3 separate regions of the Homo sapiens genome follow, and regions 1 and 2 are each linked to region 3. The links are chromatin contacts, found by Hi-C or POLR2A ChIA-PET in ENCODE. All regions are on one chromosome and are shown on one strand. The core of a region is the stretch at or near the end of the contact, and the rest is flanking DNA. Distances in the headings are between cores, read along the strand shown.

Region 1 (4,080 bases), core at 1,182-3,681, 1.1 Mb after region 3:
TCTGATTTAGAGCCACATTTATATTAGAGTCTATTTACTATTTACTAGACTCTTTACTATTAGAGTCTAATTTACTGCCCACATCCCTCTTTTCTCAACCTAAATGCCCTTTTTATGGCTGTAGCTGCCCTCACCCCCAGAACTACATTTCTATTTCCTGCAGGTGTCTGGGCATTTGCAGGGCTGGGATCCTCTAGGTGCTCTCTAAATGCATCCGCATGCTTGGCATGAGGCGCAGCCAGACTTATGGCTTAGAAGCGGGGCCATATCAGCTGGGTCAGCAGCATTCCAAGTAACTGAAAACCCTTTAATGAAGGGAAGCAAGACAGGCAACTTAATTTAACAGAGAGACAAACCTAATATGAGAGGGCAGTGGCTGCCACAGCTGCTGAAAGCGAGATATATTATTTTGCCATTCTGGAAGCTTTAGCAACTTGGAAATCTGACATCCTGAGCCTGAACATACCTTAGGTTCCACGATAGACTATCCTAGATTTACATGTGCATTTGAATAGTTTGGATAAGATGGCTGTCCAAACTGTTCATTTGGTGAAATTTACTTAGTAGGAAAAACCAGATCTCTTTGGCAAATTAAACGTGACATAATTGTACCCAAACCCTACGTTTCAGATCCCTCTATTCATATCTAGTTTTCCACTCTTACATCCTATTCCAGAGCCCGTTTTCCCTTGTTTTCACTACTCCCAACGTACTATCTTGCAATGTGCGTTTATTACACGAATGAATGAAATGGTTTAAAAAAAAATCCCAATAAGTGATATTAGGAAGAGGCACCAAAGGTTCACAAACTTATTTTTGTGAATTCTGTAAAAAATGTCATCCAGTGTCTTCAGCATTAAAGGACACAGCAGCAGCCCCACTGCCCTTTTATTAATCCGTAGCCAGAATGGGCACTAGGCGGCCGGGATTCGCCATCTCGCCTCTCCTGGGCGCCAGGTGCGCCTCAGATAAGCGCAGCCGGGTAGGAGTTTGAGGACGACAAACTTTCCCGCTTCTGAGGGAGGAGCCCCGGAGAGGACCCGCTGACGTGCGAGGGTGCTGCCTCCGATGTACTACCAAGGAGGGCGAGGGTTCCTATGTCTGTCTGGAGCGCAGAGGGGTGGACTGCAAAAAGGTAGGAGGCAAAGCCAGCTCGAGTTTCCCCGGCCCGTAGCTGGAGGGAACATCTGCCCAAGTGTCGCCTCGCCCGAGAACGCTCACGCCCTCTCCAGGGCCAGGACCCTTCCTCCTCCCCTCGCACTGGCCCTTCGTGGCTTCCAGCACCGCTGAGCACTCGGCGTCCCAGCGAGATTCTCCTGCCCCGACAGACTCCGAGGGGGCGGGGCCCGGCGGGACGGGGCGGGGACAAGCCCTCCCCGGGCCCGCCCGTTGGCATTGTTGCGCGGTGATTGGACGCTTCGGAAGGCCGCCTTCCAGGCCGACCCGGGGAGTGACGGGCGGCCAGCGGCTGCTCCCCGGCGTGTGGGGTGCGGAGTGCGGGGCCCAAGGCTCCAGAGGGGTGGGGACTCCGGGCCGCAGCGCCGCCGAGCGCGATTGCCCGCTGAGATTCGGCGCCCCGGGGTGCGGCAAGCTTGCGGTTTCAGGTGCTGGCTAGGCGTCTTGGTGCGCTCGCTGGAGTGCCGAGAGCATTTGGGAAACTTAACTTCTCGCCCCCACTCCTTGCTCCCGACTTTCGGGTAGAAAAGCAGTTGCCGAGTTGTTTTATTTCCTCCCCCATCGGACTCTGTAAAAATAGCCGTGCGCCGGGGCGGCAGAGCCCATCTCTGCCGCACCGCTGCCCCGGGTCGGCAGAGCCCATCTCTGCCGCACCGCTGCCCCGGGTCGGGTGTGGACCTAAAAATACCCGGCGGTCCCAAGCCTGCGCTGGGGGTGCGGGCGGGTCCGGCCGGGCCGCAGAGGGCGTCAGGAGACCGGAGAAACGGCGGCCGCCTGGCCCCCTCGCCTCTGCCGGGGCTGTCCCTTTAAATCCTGGAGGAGGCAGAGAGAAAAAAGGAAAGAAAGAGAAAAGACGCGGAGCCCCGAGCGGTTGGTGGCGGTGCCCGGCCCCCCCACTCCGCCTCCGCGTCGGGTCCTGACTCCCGCCCGCAGCCTCCGCCAGTCCCGGGCGCCCCCCGCCGCGCCGCCCACTCGCCACAGTTACTGTCAAAATAGAAATTAGCGGAGCCGGGCGGGGGCTGCGGCGCAGCAAGTGCATGTGCCGCGCGGCGGGGAGGGGGCGGGCGCGAGCGACAGGCGACCGCACACATCCGGGCCCTTTAGCCCTGTGCGCCCCCCGAGCCGGCGGCGCGGGCGCGGGGCGCGGGGCGCGGGGCTGACAGCCGCGGCGCGGGAGGCGGGGCGCGGGGAGGGCGGAGGCGCGGCGCGGGGAGGGAGGAGCTGCCCGCTCGCCCGCTGCCGCCGCTCAGCTCCATACCCGCCGGCGCAGCCCCGCCACGAGACTCTGACAGCGGCGCGGCCGGCGAGGCTCGGGCGCGCAGGGACCGGCGGACACCGGCGGCGAAGGAGGACGCCAGGACTGCGTCCCGGAGCCAAGTGCGGGAGGCGCGCAGGGCCGGCGGCGCGCGGAGGTGAGCGGCTTCGCGCGCCGGGCTCGGGCGCCGGCTGCCGGGGTCGCGATCTCCACAGCACCTCGGCAGCCGAGGCAGTTCGGGAGGTCGCGGGGCGGCGGGCGGGTGGCTTTGCTTGGGCTGCGCCGGAAAGCGATTGCGGGGGCCGTTGCTAGGAGGCCGGCGGTCCGCGCGCCTTGGGGCGCCGGCTGGAGCAGGGGCGCCCTCCGCGCGGTGGGCAGGAGGCGGGGGGCTGCGGTGGCTATTCAGGGGCTCCGTGCGGCAGCCATGCAACGGAGGAGGCGGGAGGAGGGAGGGAGGGAAGGAGGGAGGGGAGAGCCAGCGGAGAGCGAGCCAGCGAGCGGGCGCCGCGCCTCCTGGCTGGCACCGCGGCCCGGAGCGAAGTGGCGCGCGGGGCTGGAAAGGAACTTCTGCGGGCGCGTGCGGCCCGGGGCTCGGCGGCGCCTGCGGGCCCGAGCGGGGCGGGCCCGTCGGCAGCCACAGGTGGTTTCTGCCAAAAGTTTTACCGCACTTCTGCCTGGAAGGCGCGGGAGCGTTTTGGTGAGTGACGTTTTCCTGGGACTTTTGCAGTCTCACTTCGCGCTGTCTTTTCTTGAAAATTGGAAAATGAGCTGGAAAGGCTGGGATCCAGCACCTCTCGATGAGATCTGAGCAGAGTACAGTCCTTGCCCGAGGTGTCGCTCATGCAGGACTCAAAGATCCTTGCTGCTGTCAAGTCGGGAAGCTGGGGGAAATGGGCGCACGCACACAGTTCCTCCAAGCCTCGGACAAGTGAAGCCGAGCCTGGCCCGGTGCCTGTCGCCGCGCGGGGTAGTGCGAGGTCTGTTCCCAGCGACACGCACGGGAACTGCGTGCGTCTTCTCTCAAGGTGTGTACGTCTCTTGCTCCGTTGAAAGCGAATTGTCTCTGGCCGCTGTGCTGCTTTGTTTTTCCGGTTGCTTGTCTGGTTTTACTAGGATGAAGGCCAGGAGGAGCCAAAGAAAAGCGAAGCGGCAGCTCCCGTTATCTTTGCAATCTGCAAAGCTGTGGAGGCTGGTACCCAACCTTCCGCGGCGCGGGCGCAAGGCCGAGGGGAGCTGGGGGTGGGTGGCGTGCGCTGCCTGTATGGGAAGTCTCGCTGGACCATGCGCAAGGCTAGAGCCGGAGTTTCTGGTGCTTCTAGGACAGAAAGAGGAGTGGGAGTGGGAAGGGAAGACCCCTTAAAAGAAGATATACTGTGCCCAGACCTGGGAGAGAGGCTCCGAGAAGTCCGGTGGCTTGGCCCTGTTCTTCATTGGCGGGGTTGAGGAATCCAGGGCAGCGAGGTAGAAACACCTCGGTAGGTCGTCCTGGGCTGAAAGAAATCATTATTCCCAGAGCGGGCCAGATACCCGGGTGTTGAAACTAGGTACAAAACTGCGTGAGAGGTGGAAACTCTCAGTCCTTCATTCTCCTTGGTCCGGTGGCTCCCGCTCCCTGCCCCCACAAGTACATGAGCAAAAAGCATGCCCTT
Region 2 (3,981 bases), core at 1,073-3,572, 1.4 Mb before region 3:
TAAAGTCAATGTAATTTTTATTTAGTGTGAATTTTGTCCTGTAATATTAATCCTTAGTAAATATAGGTTTTAATGTTATTTGTGTTTTAAAATACGGCTAGTTCACCGGGCATGGTGGCTCACTCCTGTAATCCCAGCACTTTGGGAGGCCGAAGGAGGTGGAGCACTTGAGGTCAGCAGTTCGAGACCAGCCTGAAAAACATGGTGAAACCCTGTCTCTACTCAAAATACACACACACACAAATTAGCCGGGCATGGTGGTGCATGCCTGTAGTCCCAGCTACTCAGAAGGCTGAGGCAGAAGAAGCGCTTGAACGCGGAAGGCAGAAGTTGCAGTGAGTGGAGATCGCAACACTGCACTCCAGCCTGGGCAACAAGAGCAAAACTCCGTCTTAAAGAGAATAAAATATGTCTAGTTTGTCTGAAATTCACCAAAATCAATTAGAGTTTTTAACTTAATATACAGATTATACATACATAGCTGTAAGTTTTTAATTTTACAAAAGAAGTTCCCAAATGGTAAATGGGTTTTTTCCTTTATGAATATTTTGTTTTCATAAATATATTAAAAGACAAAAACATATAAACACCCTCTAAGGGTGTCACCCATAAGCAGTTCTCAGAAATAGCTACTAAGCATAAATATATTATTCTCAAGAGAATATTTCTACAGAAGCATAGCCCAACATTTCCTATTAATGCATGATAAAAGTCATATTAGGAGCTAGGCGCGGTCGCTAACGCCTGTAATCCCAGCACTTTGGAAGGTCAAGGTGGGTAGATCACTTGAGGTCAGGAGTTCGAGACCAGCCTGGCCAATACGGCGAAGCCCCCGTCTCTATTAAAATTACAAAAATTAGCTGCCCTCAGGTGATCCACCCACGTCGGCCTCCCAGAAGTGCTGGAATTACATGCGTGAGCCACCGCGAACGGCCTATATGTATGTTTTTAAAAACAACTGTTTCTCTCATCTAATTTACAGAGTATTTGTAAATTGAAAATCAAAATTATGGGTACAACATCGCAATTAGCTTAACAACATGAGCAATGCTTAAGGAGTATACACGTTTAAGGGAGTGGGGGTGGAGGATGCAGCTATGAAGTTAGACCACTTGAGTTTGAATCTAGGCTTTGTCACGTTAAAACTGTGGTCTTAGGCAAGTTACTTAACCTACCTAAACCTTAGTTTCCTGGTTTGTAAAGTGGAGGCAGTAACAGTATCAACCTCAAAGGGTTATTTTGAGATAATCCGTGTAGAAACTAGCGCTCTGCCTGTCACTAGCAATTAATACATGCTACTATTGTTATCGTTATCAACTGCAACACTAACAGAAATAGCAATGCTATTAACCTCTTTGCTTAGAGGTGATAGCCACAAGCATCAGGAAGGTAAATCCACAGACAGAAGATGATAAAACGTTTTGTAAGAAAGCACGTGTTAATTTGATCACGCTTCTCACCACAAGCAACGTAAATTTTCTAGAATTATCTCTGGAACCAAAAAAGAAAGTCGAAACCTAGGACCACCTAGGTAACACCACATGCAGAGATAGTTATCGCCAGCGTGAAAGAAACACCTGCCAATCCCGGTCCACAGATGGCATTTAATAATAGACGGAATCGGTCCAATCTCAGAACTCTCCAGCCCGCAGCAAGTCTTTTTTTAAAGGGAGGAGCCACACACACAGCCTAACTCCTGCCGTTAACTCGGCCCGACTGAATAAAGGAGATAGGCTTGCCAAAGGGTTTCCAGCCACAGAAGTCCTTTTGTGGAGGGGTGCAGAAAGAGCGAGAAAGAGATGCTGGCGTTTGGAGGCCCAGGGCCTCGCTCCCGGGCGAGAGCGGGGCGCCCAGGCACCAGCCGGCGGAGGAACCTGGAAATCGCGCGCCGGGTAGAGCCGCGGCCGCTGGAACCTGGGTCGCCGCGATGTAGCCGGTCCCTCGCCCTCAGCCCGGACTCCGCAGACCGCTTCCCTTCCCCCAGCCCCCACCGCCAGGCCGGGAACGGCGGGGGCCGCACGCGCGGAGGCCGGAGGCGCGGCAGCGCTGGGCTCTCGGGGCCGGGCCAGGGGAGGCCGGCGCCCGCTCCTCTCCCGGACCCCCGCCCGGGCCCCACCGCGCCGGGCCTTACCAGAGGTCTCGCGCCGCGACAGGTGGTACACCCGGCGGAGAGGCCGCGCCCTGCCGCCCGCCCTGGCGATGCTCAGCTCCCGCGCCGCCCGGCCCTCCCCTTCTGCGAGCCTCCCGGAGCCGCCGTCAGCTCAGGCTCACACTGGCGCGGGCGGCCCCACACGCAGAGGCGGCCCGAAGAGCGGCCGAGAGAGGGGAGGGCGCGAGGAGCCGGCCAGCCGCGGGGCCCGGAAGGCGTGGCCCACGGTGGAGACGGACGGGCTCGCGGGCCAATTGGAGGCAGGAACCGGCCGGAGGGGCGGGCTCCGTCTGGAGGCTTAGCTGCCGGCGCTGGGGTTCCTGTCCTCCGCGCCTTCCTCAACCCAGCTCCTGGAGGTTACGGTTCTGAGGCGGGGCGGGCGGCCTCGTGGACGCGATGCTGAGGATGTGAGAAGTGCAGTGCGGAGGAGGAGGTGGAGCTCCGCCGCTCCATGAAGGAAGCCGGGGCTGGCCGACCGCGCCCCCCAGCACTCCTGGCCCGGGGGTCCCAGTCTCCGAACCCGCGGAGGCCAGGGAAGCTGGGAGTTGGGGTCTGTCCTGCCTGAGCCACAGAGGAAGGGGGAGAACGGGAGGGCAGGAGACGGCAAAGGAAGGAAGAAGAGGACCCAGGAAATGCGAGGCTTCCGCACTTCAGCGACGCTTTCACTTTCCGAGCTGTTTTGTGTGCTTAGGACTTGCTCTTCTGCAGAATTCTTTGCCACTCCTCATGGCTGCTGGCAAGGTTATTGGCCTGCGGTGAATTTACCAATCACCTCCACTGTCACAGTCACCATAAATAGATGCTCAATGTTCTGCCTCAGAAAAGCACCGGAACACTTAATTGTCTTGTCCTTGAAAGCCGCAGGGACCGTGCCTTCCAACATCCCTACCCCCGCCCTCCCAACGGTTGTGACATGGGAGGATATTTCTTCACCCTTATTTCAGAAAATGTTATCACCCAAAACTCTTTACTATAATGAGCTTGTGTACTCTTAAAACAAGGCATGGTAATGACAATTTCAAAAATAAGATGTAAAATATAAAAAAAGAGGCAAGGCAGAATAAAATTAAAAGTGATGGAAATGTAGGATTGAGAAGATGGAGTGGAAGTAGGGAAGAGTGAATTGCTCCCTCCTAAACTCTGACAATTAAATAAAATCTGGGGCAATCGCCCCTCTCTGAACATTGAAGGGTGGGGCCTGTGAGGAGGAAACTCCAGTTAGGTGATAATCCATAGGTGTGGTTGCTATAATAACCACCGCAGGCAAGGAGAGGTTATAAATATGAATGACCTAAAGTAACTCTGCTTGCCAGGAACTTACAAGATGCAGCAGGTTGGATGAAGGAAACTAAACATTACCAGTGTCTTTCTACATAAATGCTTCATTAGTAGAGGTGAAATTCTTTTGTCTTTGAAAGACAGTTGTGGGGGTGTTGGGGGGTAGATGGGGAATGGGGAGATGTTGGTCAAAGGGTAAAAAGTTTCAGGAGTAAGTTTTAGAAATATCGCACAGCATGGTGACTATAGTTCATAATGTATATTTCGCAATGGCTGAAAGAGTAGATTTAAAATATTCTCACCAAAAAGAAATAAGCATGTAAGGTGATGGATATATTAGCCTAATTTGATCATTCCACAATGTATTGAAACATTACATTGTATCCCATTGCATTAAAGTATATACATTTTTTTTCTTTCGAGATGGAGTCTTGCTCTGTCGCCCAGGCTGGAGTGCGGTGGCGTGATCTTGACTCACCGAAACCTCCGCCTTGCAGGTTCAAGCGATTCTTTTGACTTAGCCTCCCAAGTAGCTGGGATTACAGGCACCCGCC
Region 3 (3,535 bases), core at 330-2,829:
TCCCCAAATCTAAGAAGCTTGTTTTCAGTAATTGATCACATTTAGTTCTTTTAAGTCAAGAACCTGAGTGATTCTGTACACTTCTTTTTACATCTAATGAACTTAAGTTCTGTTGATTTCTACCATTTAAGTATTTTTCCCCCTTAGTCCTTAACGACTAGGTTTCCTGCCTCCAGAATAAGCTGAAGTCCTCCAAGATGTACTGTGGTTTTCTCTAAGAAACTTAACACATTTTTCTTTCCCCAGATATCCCAGAAGAAACTGAAGAAACAAAAACTTATGGCACGGGAGTAAATTCAGCATTAAAATAAATGTAATTAAAAGGAAAAGAATGTTGGTTGTCTTTATTAGTGAACATATTTCAAGTGTCCTTACAAGATGGATCAAATGAGGATTTTTTAGGATTAGAACTAGAAACACAAGATTGTTTACCCTGCACCATTAAAAACCATTTTCATGGCTGGGCACAGTGGCTCATTTCTGTAGTCCCAGCACTTTGGGAGGTGGAGGCTGACTGCTTAAGCCCAGCCAGGGCAACATGTCAGAACCCTGTCTGTTAAAAAAAAGTAAGTGTGGTGTCACTTGCATGTAGTCCCAGCTAATTGGGGGGCTGAGGTGGGAGGCTGCAGTGAGCACTACTGCACCCCAGCGTGGGCAAGACAGAACAAGACCCTGTCTCAAAAAAAGTTTCATTATCCCAAAAGGAATTTGCAGTGGTTTTCTTTGCAGAACAATCCAGTATGTGAATATACCAGTTGATCATCCCCAGTTGGAAATGGCTCCATTGAGCATTGCCTTTGAGTATGATAACAGCACTCAGGCTCAGGTTTTGAAGCTTTTTAGGTTGATGCTCAACCTGTATCATTTCGTCAATTGATAAAGGGGTTTTGTTTTTGCTATTAGGAACGATGGTACTGTGAACGTTTGTGTGCAGATTTTTGTGTTTTCATTTATTGAGTATATACTAGAGTGGAATTGCTAGATCATAAGGTTACCTGAGTAAACATCTGAGGAACTTCCAAATATTTCCAAAAAGGCTGCACGCTACATTTCCACCAACGGTTTATGAGGGTCCCAGTTTTCACACAACTTCGCCAACACGTACTGACATCCTAGCGAGCGTCAGTACTTTTCGTTTATAAAGTGATGTAACTGCTTCTTTTAAGCAACTGACGTTTGTAAAGTTGGCCTTAATGTTAGTTTGCTCTGCCCTTGAATTTAAGAAACCAGCAAAACTAATAGCTTATCCACAGTTGCCTCAACGGCCTAGCTGCCACCTTCCGTGTGGGTGCCGCGCCGTTTGCACAGGCATCATCCTTTACCGAGATCCTGCGTTCTGGGTCTGGGTGTAGTCAGGTCAGGCTTTCTTCCCGCAGCGAAGCTTTTAGTTGGGCATCTGGGACGCGCAGGACTTTCGCGCTACCTGCAGGCCGCAGAGCCGGAAGCCTCGCCGCGCCCCTTGGGCAACACTGCTGCGTGCTGTGCGACCCCGGGTTGACGCAAGCGCGCCTTTGTCGTCCCCGTTGAAGGCGCCCATTGGCTCGGCTGCGGATCGTCCCTCCCTCCGGAAGTGCGGACATTGTCAGCTGCGTTTCCGCGGTCGCGGGTGAGTGTGCCCGGGCTAGCGGCCTGGGTTGGGCTTTGTAGCTGCTCCGCAGGCCCAGCCCGGGCCGCGCTCGCAGAGTCCTAGGCGGTGCGCGGCCTCCTGCCTCCTCCCTCCTCGGCGGTCGCGGCCCGCCGGCCTCCGCGGTGCCTGCCTTCGCTCTCAGGGTACCTTCCTTCCGCGAGCGCGCTCCTCCGCCCTCCGCCCCGCCCTCCCCTCCCCTCTGTCTGTATTCTTTGTCCACCACCGGCGCCCTCGGAGCTTGCATTTGCCTCTCCGATACTTTATATTGATTTTGTTCTTTTCCGTGGCCAAGTATCGGTTTCACATCCTTTCTATGACCTTCACCGTTAGGCCTCTGTTCTCGTCTCTTTTCAATCATTGTCATTGACTCAACCTGTCCCCGCTCCCTCTGTCTCCACTAAGATGACATGCTCAACTGGATGACTTGGAGGAAGGTGACTTTCCCTGTTATGCCTTCCCTATTTCGGATGGAGCCTCAGACTTTAACTGTCTACTCTGTTGTCTGGACTTAAGTTGAGTGAAAGAAGATTCCTCTGCAACAGCTTTAATCCGTTTTGCTCGCTTTGTTGGCTTGGAGCGAATAATTAAAATAATAATATCTCGTAGCCACCTTCTAGACTTTTCTGACCCAGTTTCCATATGTGTGAAGTAAAATATCTTACCGAAGTATTATTATGAAGATTAAAAGATAAGATACAAATAGGCTTCATTCCGAAGAGAGCTAAAAAGTCTCTTAAAAGCCGTAATTGTGGCGTAAGTGATTAGTAGTATTTGTCCTCGAGAGTTTATGTACATCGTACTGTGTGCGAACTTACTTAAAACACAATTGCAGAAGTAAAAATGAATCTTTATGATGGAGGGCCTGTCAGTCACTAAACTAGTACTGGTAGCATTGTCAGTTGTTTTGAAGGGGTTTCGTTGGTTTGGAAAGTTTGGTAAAAGTTTGGTAAAAACATGACCATTGTGTTTTTGGAAGAGGAAAAGGCAAGAGCATTGAGGAAAACCAGAACTGGAAATAATGGTCTTAGAAGCTCTAGTTACCAGTTACCTCTGTGAGAACTTTGGACAGGTTACAACTTTTGGATTTTTTTTTTTTTTTAATCTTGAGACAGGGTCTGCCTCTGTGGCCCAGGCTGGAGTCCAGTGGGCCATCATAGCTCACGGCAGTTTCGGCTTTCCTGGGCGCAAGCGGTTCTCTCCTTCCTCAGCTCCCCAAATACCTGGGACTACAGGCGCGTGCCATCACACCTTGCTAATTATTTAAAAAAAAAAATTAGGCCAGGTTCCAGTAATCCCAGCACTTTGGGAGGCCTAGGCGGGAGGATCATTTGAGCTTAGGACTTTAAGATCAGCATGGGCAACACAGTGAGACCTCATCTCTACTAAGAATTAAAAAATCTGTCGGGCATCGTGGCGCAGGGCTGTGGTCCTACCTACTCAGGAGGCTGAGGAAGGGGGATAGCTTGATTCTGGGAAGTCAAGGCTGCAGTGAACTCTGAACACAGGTGGTATGTTTGAGCCACTGCACTTTAGCCTGAGCAACAGAGCAAGACCCTGTCTCAAAAAAAAAAAAATCACTATTGCCCCAGCAATTGATTTTATTTTATTTTATTTTTATTTTTTTTTTTTCTGACACGGAGTTTTGCTCTTGTCACGCAGGCTGGAGTGCAATGGCGCAATCTCAGCTCACTGCGACTTCCGCCTCCCAGGTTCAAGCAATTCTCCTGCCTCAGCCTCCCCAGTAGCTGGGATTACAGGTGCCCACCACCACGCCCAGCTAATTTTTGTATTTTTAGTAGAGACAGGGTTTTGCCATGTTGGCCAGGCTGGTTTCGAACTCCTTACCTAAGATGATCCACCCCCTCGGCCTCCCAAGGTGCTTGGATTACAGGCGTGAGCCACCGCGCC

The links. A loop is a pair of places that touch in the nucleus more often than their neighbours do. ChIA-PET counts read pairs that join two places held with the same protein, here RNA polymerase II (POLR2A). Pooled maps may share reads with other maps.
Region 1: a map of ascending aorta shows a loop between it and region 3 (24-fold over the local background). The contact joins the promoter of ZBTB7C here to the promoter of C18orf32 in region 3. A Hi-C loop is called at or near these places in 2 of 168 maps with a recorded cell type or tissue (ascending aorta and naive thymus-derived CD4-positive, alpha-beta T cell) and 11 of 50 pooled maps. POLR2A ChIA-PET finds 5 or more read pairs at or near these places in 1 of 52 experiments (activated CD4-positive, alpha-beta T cell).
Region 2: a loop to region 3 is called in a map of CD8-positive, alpha-beta T cell, with 11 times the contacts of the local background. The contact joins the promoter of ME2 here to the promoter of C18orf32 in region 3. A Hi-C loop is called at or near these places in 5 of 168 maps with a recorded cell type or tissue (B cell, CD4-positive, alpha-beta T cell, CD8-positive, alpha-beta T cell and 2 more), 1 of 37 single-sample maps with no recorded cell type and 14 of 50 pooled maps. POLR2A ChIA-PET finds 5 or more read pairs at or near these places in 2 of 52 experiments (CD4-positive, alpha-beta T cell and naive thymus-derived CD4-positive, alpha-beta T cell).

The regions. Positions count from the first base shown.
Region 1 is chr18:48,407,734-48,411,813 of GRCh38, reverse strand. It overlaps ZBTB7C (zinc finger and BTB domain containing 7C), which reads left to right and starts at 2,431. Exons shown (of 5, transcript NM_001318841.2): 1 at 2,431-2,588. RefSeq lists a silencer at 1,263-1,642 and enhancers at 2,913-3,530, 3,531-4,080.
Region 2 is chr18:50,877,459-50,881,439 of GRCh38, reverse strand. ME2 (malic enzyme 2) reads right to left here and starts at 2,322. Exons shown (of 16, transcript NM_002396.5): 1 at 2,132-2,322. RefSeq lists a silencer at 1,934-2,493 and an enhancer at 2,032-2,533.
Region 3 is chr18:49,485,278-49,488,812 of GRCh38, reverse strand. It overlaps C18orf32 (chromosome 18 open reading frame 32), which reads left to right and starts at 1,579. Exons shown (of 3, transcript NM_001035005.4): 1 at 1,579-1,770. All of the region lies in intron 5 of RPL17-C18orf32 (RPL17-C18orf32 readthrough), which reads left to right. RPL17 (ribosomal protein L17) reads left to right here. Exons shown (of 7, transcript NM_001035006.5): 7 at 247-332. The coding sequence ends at 294. It overlaps MIR1539 (microRNA 1539), which reads right to left and starts at 1,440; the gene lies at 1,391-1,440. RefSeq lists an enhancer at 1,521-1,680 and a silencer at 1,721-1,850.